Regions from separate parts of the Homo sapiens genome. Here region 2 is linked to region 1. The links are chromatin contacts, found by Hi-C in ENCODE. All regions are on one chromosome and are shown on one strand. The core of a region is the stretch at or near the end of the contact, and the rest is flanking DNA. Distances in the headings are between cores, read along the strand shown. Region 1 overlaps ABLIM1 (actin binding LIM protein 1). Region 2 overlaps LOC105378492 (a long non-coding RNA gene).

What was found. Hi-C counts contacts between places; a loop is a spot of excess contacts on that map. Pooled maps may share reads with other maps.
Region 2: a map with no recorded cell type shows a loop between it and region 1 (3-fold over the local background). The contact joins two enhancer-like sites. A Hi-C loop is called at or near these places in 2 of 37 single-sample maps with no recorded cell type and 2 of 50 pooled maps.

Annotation. Positions count from the first base shown.
Region 1 is chr10:114,496,823-114,501,313 of GRCh38, reverse strand. All of the region lies in intron 6 of ABLIM1 (actin binding LIM protein 1), which reads left to right. Among named protein-coding and RNA genes, the nearest start is that of AFAP1L2, 95 kb to the right of the region's middle. RefSeq lists enhancers at 873-2,072, 4,297-4,396. Within about 2 kb of position 1,558, at least 12 of the 41 ENCODE cell types and tissues checked have a DNase peak (open chromatin) inside an H3K27ac peak, as active enhancers do.
Region 2 is chr10:114,019,760-114,024,116 of GRCh38, reverse strand. It overlaps LOC105378492 (a long non-coding RNA gene), which reads right to left. Exons shown (of 3, transcript XR_946332.1): 3 at 1,422-1,612. Among named protein-coding and RNA genes, the nearest start is that of ADRB1, 22 kb to the left of the region's middle. Within about 2 kb of position 2,761, at least 2 of the 41 ENCODE cell types and tissues checked have a DNase peak (open chromatin) inside an H3K27ac peak, as active enhancers do.

The sequences.
Region 1 (4,491 bases), core at 309-2,808:
AGAGTTGGACAGACCTGGATTCAGATCATAGCTCCATCCCTTGCTAACTGAGTAGCCTTGGGTGATTTCCTGATCTCTCTAAGTTTTGATTTCCTCATCTGTGAAATGGGCATATTACCTACCTCACATTGTGGCTGGGAGAGTCAGGTGGGGTAAAGTTTGTGAGGTGCCTATCATGGTGTCTGGAAACAAGCAAATACTGAAACTATAGCTGAGGCACAGAAGAAGTTGATCTTTTACTCATCTTTTGGCCAAAGTAATTGTATAGGGAATGGTTGCAAATCTATTTAGAGGTTTCTGTTGGCATATTAATTCACTGGACACTTCTAGAACACCTTCTTGTGGGAAGCATGGAGGTGTAGAGTTATGAAGATACAGGTGTGGCCCAATTCTTTAAGGGAATTTATAACCTAGTGGGAAAGAGAGGAAGAAAGCTCACCTGCTTTGATTGGCACCAGTTACTTTGCTACCAACTTGCCTTTGTTTATTTAACTTTCATAACAATCCTACGTAGTAGGCTCCCTTCCCTTCCCTTCCCTTCCCTTCCCTTCCCTTCCCTTCCCTTCCCTTCCCTTCCCTTCCTTTCCCTTCCTTTCCCTTCCCTTCTCTTTCTTTTTTTTTTTTTTTTTTCTTTCGACACAAGGTCTTCCTCTGTCACCTGGGCTGGAGTGCAGTGGTGCAATCATGTCTCACTGCAGCCTCAACCTCTGGGCTCAAGTGATCCTCCCACCGCAGCCTCCCCAGCTGCTGAGACTATAGGCAAGTACCACCATGCCCAGCTAATGTTTGTGTTGTTTGTAGAGATGGGGTTTCTCCATGTTGCCCAGGCTGGTCTCAAACTCCTGGGCTCAAGTGATCTGCTGGGGTTACAGGCACAAACCATCGCACTTTGGCCATAGTAGGTTTTCTTATACTAGTTTTTACAGGTGAAGAAATGAGTCCAGAAAAGTGCCCAAAGTCCAATTTTCAGTCTAGAATTTAGGCCCTGGGTTCTCTTGCTCCCAAAGCCCATGTCTTTCTACTCTATGATGAAAGTTAGAGTATAATGGTTTATTTCTCCCTAAACTAGTTTATGCACCCTTACTCAGAAGGATAAGCTGCTGACCCTTCCTCTGACATAGCACACGTGTTTAAAGCAGTGTTTGTGAGCTCAGAAGCCTCGCAGTTAGTAAGGCTGTAGGGCTACAGGATGTTCTCATTTGTGCAGATTGGCTTTGCACAGACTTGTATAGAGCCCTCTAGGCTTTGTGAAAGCTGCCTGGGCAGACTGATTTATTCACCTTTGCCCAGGATACATATTTACGGCCAAGGCACGCCCTCATTATCCTGCCTGTTCATGATGCTGCATCAGGAGAAAAGCCTCCTGGAACAGGTGAGTGTTTAGCTTAGAGATCAAGCCAGTCCAGTTGCATTGGAAGCCTCTCCCAGTTGAGGGTGAAAAAACCAGTAGACGCAAAAAAGCTGAGTCAGCCTCTGCACTGCCTTTCTGCAGGAGCATAACAGGGAACTTGCGTGATTCTGCCTCTCCCTTCCGCCCATGCACCTGCCACGTAAGCAGCACATCTCTGTTACTCCCTTTGGCTTCCTCATCTCTTCATCCACCCTCAGGTTTGTGGTTTTGGTACCACCCAGACCAGTGTTTTCCCATCTCATGGTGATCTGCATAGACTCATTTCAGTGCTTATAAAATAAAGACACTCATATCTGGGTCCCACCTTAAGGCCATCGAACCCATTTTTAAAAGGCTTCTTGGGTGTTGCTTATGCGCAATAATGTTAGAAAACTCCTGATCTAAAGCAACCCACCAGCCTCTAGGTGTTTGTATATCCTTAGTCTGAAATCACCATCCACCAGAGCTGTGTTTGGGAGAGTCTTAGGGACTGGAAAACAATTTGCTTATTCCTTTGGGGATTCTAAGCACCATCTCTGAATCAAGTTAGATCTTTTAAGATAAAACAAGAAACAAAACTACACACATAGTCCTCGATAGTTTAACTTCCTCTATGGAAGTGACTTCATTTAGTGATCTTTCAGTGCTACGTCTTTGGTATTTCTCAAGGGTCTATATGAGAAACAACTACTTAAATACTTCCTATCATCAGTGAAATTCCTGTGGAAGATGTTTTTCTGTCCCATAACTGAGGGTCCCTGTATGAGAATTCCTTTGGTGCTTTTAGGAGGTAGTTTAACAGGGTTAACGTGTGGACCTTGAGTCAGCTACCTGGGTTCTACCCCTAGCTCTGTCTTCTGGAAGCACTGGTGGGTTTGGGTAAAACAATTTAGTTTCCTTGCTTGTAGAACAAGACTGGAAAATAGCACCGACCTACCTCATAGGGTTGTTGTGAATCATTTAAAGTCTTGATACAAAGCCTTACACAAAGCAAGACCTTATAGAACTTCAGCCCACAATGACTGTTATTAACTTAGAATCAGGAAACCTACCTTCTGTAGTGACAAGTGTGTGTGGCCATTTTTTCAAACAGTGAGACTTTGGCAGCCTATCAGTTCCTCTTTTGCCCTCATCTGCTAAGAAGCTCACATCACAACAAACATGTTTGCCTGAGCTTGGGTCTTTTGAATTTTAAGGTTCTTGATCAATTGTTTTAAAATCATGTCCTTCTCTGATAAGAATCAGCCAGTCCTTTTTGAAAGTAGGCAGAACATAAGTTATAAGTGGATTAAGGTTGAACTTCAGGGCCATCTTCCCATCTCCTGGGCTCATGCCACAAGTAGAGCACTCCTAGAGAAATGGAGGCGGTAAAGGAAAGAAACTAAAAGGGACTGTCAGCAGTCCAGGAGCTAAGCAGGTTATCAGATGAGCAGATTTTCTGTCCAAGGATGGGTTCTAGAATTACAATTCTCTTTTTCTGTTCCCAGGAGCATATTACATGGGCTCAGGGCTTAGGGCATTAGAATTTCTCCTGGGTAACAGACACGGAGGAATCATTGGTTAAACTCCATTTTTCTGCCATCAAGAATGTTCTTTCTCTACCAAAATTGCTCTTCTGTTAGCACTACTATGTGAGCTTGTAGAGGGTATGGGATTTCACACCGAAACATAGAATTTTACAGCTGAAGAGGACTTGAAATTGTCTAGCCCGGCCCTTTGCATTTTTGAGATGTGTGTCCTGAGGCTTGGAGATGTTAAATAGTGACATATTTGAGGCCCTATGGATGGTAAATTGAGGTATGATTCTCAGACTTCCTGATTCCAAAGCTTGTAGCCCTTTCCCTGTACCTCATGTCCACAAAGAATTCGGAACTCTTTTCTGCTCTTCCAGACAAAGGGTTTCATAAAAAATGTTGTGACTTACACTAAATTTTGCATTAGAGTAGATGTTATTTCCCCAGAATCCTGGTTTGTATGCTAAAGTTCATACTTCAATTTAGAGATTAACTAAATAGCAATAATAACTACAGATGTCTGATTTAACCAGCACTATTAAAGGCAAACAATTTTTTGCACTTCAAATGTGTAGGCAGGTACTTTGTAAAACTCACCTAAATAAGCAAATTGTCAGTTGTTCATAGAGTTTCATGCTAGCCACAGTGTAGTCTTTTTATAAAAGCATTTTGAATATGTGAAAATGCAGAAATGGGGACGTGATTTTTTTTTTTTTTTTTTTTTTTTTGAGACAGAATCCGGCTCTGTTGCCCAGGCTGGAGTGCAGTGGTGCGATCTCGGCTTACTGCAAGCTCCGCCTCCCGGGTTCGCGCCATTCTCCTGCCTCAGCCTCCCAAGTAGCTGGGACTATAGGCGCCCGCCACCAAGCCTGGCTAATATTTAATATTTTTTTTAGTAGAAACGGGGTTTCACCGTGTTGACCAGGATGGTCTCGATCTCCTGACCTCGTGATCTGCCCGCCTCGGCCTCCCAAAGTGTTGGGATTACAGGCATGAGCCACCGCGCCCGGCCAGAAATGGGGACGTGATTTTTTTTAAGGAGCAGGGTACAAAGATAGATGGGGAAGAGCAGTGATGGCGCTCTGGTGAGCTCTCTAGCAGCACCGCTGGCCACTCAGGCTCAGGCAGGACGGCTGCCAGTTATGTGCCTGGGGCCAGGTATCTGGTAAACCAACCTTCATGCCGTTGTCTGCCACAACAAAGCTCCTGCTGGGCTTTAAAAGTTTATAGTCAACAGCATCCTCTCTGCAGTGAATTGCAAGCTTATTATCTGTTTCTTATATGAGCGCTATTTAGTCTTTCATTTTGCTCATGATCTGAAATACTTCTCCTTCTCCTAAAAATAACTCCAATTTAAATGATTTTGATTCAGCAACATCTGATTTTTGGTAAATTTGCATATGCACTGCCGTCTGTGTTCAGCTCTGTTACTTTTCCTGGCCTTGTGCACATGGCTTCTCTGTGAACCATCATGGGTGCCTATGTAAGGAGAAATGAAACAGAAGGGTGTCTCACACATGCGAAGGAGGGCCTCCTTTGTCTTGAGCATCTGACCCTGGAGCCTCTCAAGCCTGCACTGCTGCAAAA
Region 2 (4,357 bases), core at 1,512-4,011, 480 kb after region 1:
TTCCTTCTCTTTCTATCTCTCTCTCTCTTTCTTTCTCAAAACCACAATCACTCCGAGCATGGCTTTTAGTTCATGAACAGTACCACAATGTCCTGTGTAATAAGCAAAATAAATAAGCAAGAGAAACATGTTTTTCTGAAAACAATATAACCCATGTGGTGAAATAGAAGGAACAGAGGCTGGATCTGGGTATAAGTCCTAACTTGCCACTTGCTAGTTATATGTCTTCTGATATTTGGTTATTTCATCAGCAGAATGGAAAAGACATTTCTTCCTTCCTAGGACTATAATGTGGAATGAATGAGCCAATGTATGTAGGATTCTTGCAAGGTGCCTGGCATTTGATACTTAATAAATAGTATTTATTATCATAAAAATTTGTGTTATAAGTGCTATATCTCTAAGAGACATCTTTCCATCAGTGATTGCATATCACATTATATAATATGCCACAAAACCATACAGCTACCAGTAGTCAGCTCGATAAAAGCCAACATTTATCATCCACATTGTCACCAAAAAATTTATGTGAGGCGCTCACCATGTAGAATTACAACTTGCTCACTTGTTTGCGAGTTCTGTAAGCAGTGGGAAATTAAAAGTATGTGTGTGTACGTCAGTGTAAATCTGTTAGAAAAATGCACCATAAAGAATGACATCATTTGGTTTGAAGGCTAAGAAGATTTGGTCAGCAGACGCATGCGGTAGCTCAAGGGAGATACTGGGACTCTAGCCAATAACTTCTGACCTACAGACAAGAGAAGAAACTCTGGGAACTGAAAGGTCTCTTATCACATTTTAATTCAAAAAATAAAATCTTGCACTCCAGAGCCAGAATCTATAAATGGAATAAGATATCAGGAAGAGTGGTGTTCAGTGACAAATAGTGCATTTGGCAAAGAGCATTCCACATGTGGCATCAGAGAAGCAAGGAACTCTTTCCACAAGTATTTCTCCAAGCTTACCATCGAAACAGATGGACGGCAGGAATTTAATGCTGTGCATTGATAGGACAATCTCAATGCCAGGGAACTTTGACACACAGGAGCTTAAAAATGGGGAGATCTATTGACTGATTGGTCCATCCATCCATCCATCCATCCACCCACCCATCCATTCATTTCTATTCATCCATTCAACCAACATTAATTGAATGCACACTCTTTGCCAGGCCTTGGCTGAGAGGCCAAAGCTACAAAGAAGAAAAGGCTCAATTCTATTTCTCAAGGATCTTACAAAGAACTGGATAGGCAGGCACAGTCAAAAAAAGATGCTCAAAATTTGGTGAGTTACACATGGGCTGGATATACAGCAGACTTTAAGTAAATACTATGTGAAAACAATAACAATAAAACACAGATCTGTGGCAAGAGATGCCATTTCCAGCTCTCTCTTGATGATTTTATTTGAGGGTAAAGGACTTTTAGCAGTTTGGGGGGAAAAAGCTGCACGAAGTAGGTGACTCTTGTCTCTTTTTCCAGCCCACGTTCATCATCTCCGGAGAAAACAACTCCTGTGGCTTGAAGCCTTTAATGGAGCCAGTTCTCCCCCACAGGCTGTCTTCACTTCCAGGGAGGGAGGGTTATTTACTGCATGCTTCATCATTGACGATCTGCATGGAGAGAACACAGGAATCACATTCACTTTGAGCCGCTGAGTGGCCTGGACGGGAGCCATCTGTGTGCACTCTTCCTTTATCTCGTGTGTGTGTCGGGGGTAGCCAGGAGTGCATTTTAGAAAGAAATACTTGGAAAAGTTAATGAAACAGCACAAAATGTAATTCCCAGTTCAATATCGAGTTGCCATTTGTTGTTCATTTTAGTTTGTATTTTGTGCGTTTTGCCAAGGACTCACATAAGCTTTGCTTTTTTTGAATTAGGATTATAAATCACGTGGAAACTCTGGTGACATTTAAAAAAAATTGAACGCAGCACCTGTCTGTTTTAAACATTAGCAATGCTGAAATTGGTTTTCATATAACTGTGAGCTATAATAACTTTCACCTACTTGGAATTGGTTTGTAATTTTGACATGAACTGATGAGAGCCAAAATATTGTTAAGCTTCCCCCTGCCTTCCAGACCCAGTTTGGATTTGAGGGATTCTGGAGATTTGTGATTTGAAAGTAATCATTGTAAAACACATCATCATTAATCAAATTACTGAGACCACAGTGTACAGGGTGTTCCATTCCCAGCTTTCGGGAATCATCCCATCAATTCTAATCTGGCCATTGTCACTAGGGTAGACAAAGAATCAATCAAATCAACAAGTATTTATCCAGAGCTTAGTACGCACTTAGCACAGTTCCAGGGTACTATTTGGAAGGAGGGTAGGAGAGGGTAGAAGATGTGTAAGACACATTCCTTCATTATCTGAACAAGCAAGGAGGAAAATGGCAATTGTTTCTTCAAAATGCTGCCTGCCTTGATCATTAGCTTTGAATAGCTGTATGATTTCAAGTTGCAAGGTTAGAAATGTAACTGCTTTGTACTTTCAAAGTGAAATGAGTTATTTGGTGAGAAAAATCCCTCACATTTATTGTACTGGTCTGGTGTTTTCTTTTGACAATTGCTGCTGATTTTGGCAGCATAGGAAAGACCCTACATCCTGTCTGCTGAGGAGCACAACAGTATAGAAAGGGCTTCAAAGGAATTATTTCCCCCCTGGCATCCCCATTGCTGAGTGAGTGGGCAAATGACCAGCAAGGCCCTGCTTGCCAGTTGGTATTGTGCCTCCTCATAAGGAAGCTGACCAGCAGGCAGATAGACAGACATTGATGTTCTGCCCGCGTTCCTGGAAAAGGGGGAAGCGGCCAGGTTACATAATGGTCTGACTTTTTAGAGAAGTCCAGTTTTCCAAAAAATAAATCCACAACTGTGAAGTAGAAGGGAAACTTTCTCCTGTACTGCCAGAAGGCATTTCAAAGCATCTGTAATTATTTTTAACAGTTTCATTGAGGTATAATCTACATAGCAGAAAATTCATGCACTGTAAGTGCACAGTTAAATAAGTTTCAGAAAATGTGTCCATTTGTACAACCATACAACCATCACTACAATTCAGTTTTAGAAAACTTCCAATACCTCAAAACATTCCCTCCTTTGGAGTATTCATCCGTTCTCATGCTGCTGATAAAGACACACCCGAGACTGGGTAATTTATAAAGAAAAAGAGATTTAATGGACTCACAGTTCCACATGGCTGGGGAGGCCTCACAATCGTGGCGGGAGGCAAAAGACACCTTACATGGCAGCAGGCAAGAAACAGAATGAGAATCAAGCAAAAGGGAAAACCCTTTACAAAACCATTAGATCTCCTGAGACTTATTCACTACCACAAGAACAGTATGGGGGAAACTTCCACCATGATTCAATTATCTCCCACTGGATCCCTCCTACAACACATGGGAATTATGGAAGTTACAATTCAAGATGAGATTTGAGTGGGGACACAGCCAAACCACATCACTTGGCTTGTTTGCAGTCAATCCCCACTCTCACTCGCCGGCCCAAGCAACCATTGATCCGCCTTTTGTTTATAAAGCTCTTATGAATGGGATCATACAATATGCTGTCTTTTGTGTTTGGCTTCTTTCACTTAGGATAATGTTTTCAAAGTTCATCCATGTTGTTTCATGTATCAATACTTCATCGCTTTTTATCACTGAGTAGTTCCATTGCATGGATGGACCACTTTGTTAATCCATTTCTCAGTGGATGGATGTTTAGCTTGTTTCCTTTTTTTACCAACACGTCCACTGTCACTGATAATTTTAAGTAAGACATGACACTAACATTAAAATGGAAAATTATCTACTTCCAATCTTGTTATGCATGTCACTACACTAGTTCTGAAAGACTGTTATATTAGTTTCATGCAATATAAACTACATTGGGAAGTAGGAAATTATCAAGTGGATATTTTGTCCAATCAAAACTTCAGTTATGCAAGATGAACAGGACCTTAGAGCCTTGAAATGAGCAAGCTTTCCCCAAAAGTAAAAGAAATTTTCCCAAAGACAGTCTTACTTTTTTCTACCTTACCATATCTGCTTTCTCACTCTTGAAATACTTCATGTACTTTATCCATTTGTGCATTCATTAATTCATTCATTCCTGTTTATTCCATAAATATTTAGTGGACATTTTCTCTGTGTTAAGGCAGGGTGCTAGGTGCTATAGTACATATAAAAAGAAATCAGACATGATCATAACTGGTTCTGTACAGATACCCAAGTCAGTTTTTTAAGTATTTTTGACTGAGACTCACAGTAAAAAGTACATATTACCTGTACATATGTAACTGAGATAAAAGTTTCATAAAATGATACTTCACATTACTGTGTGTGATTCAAT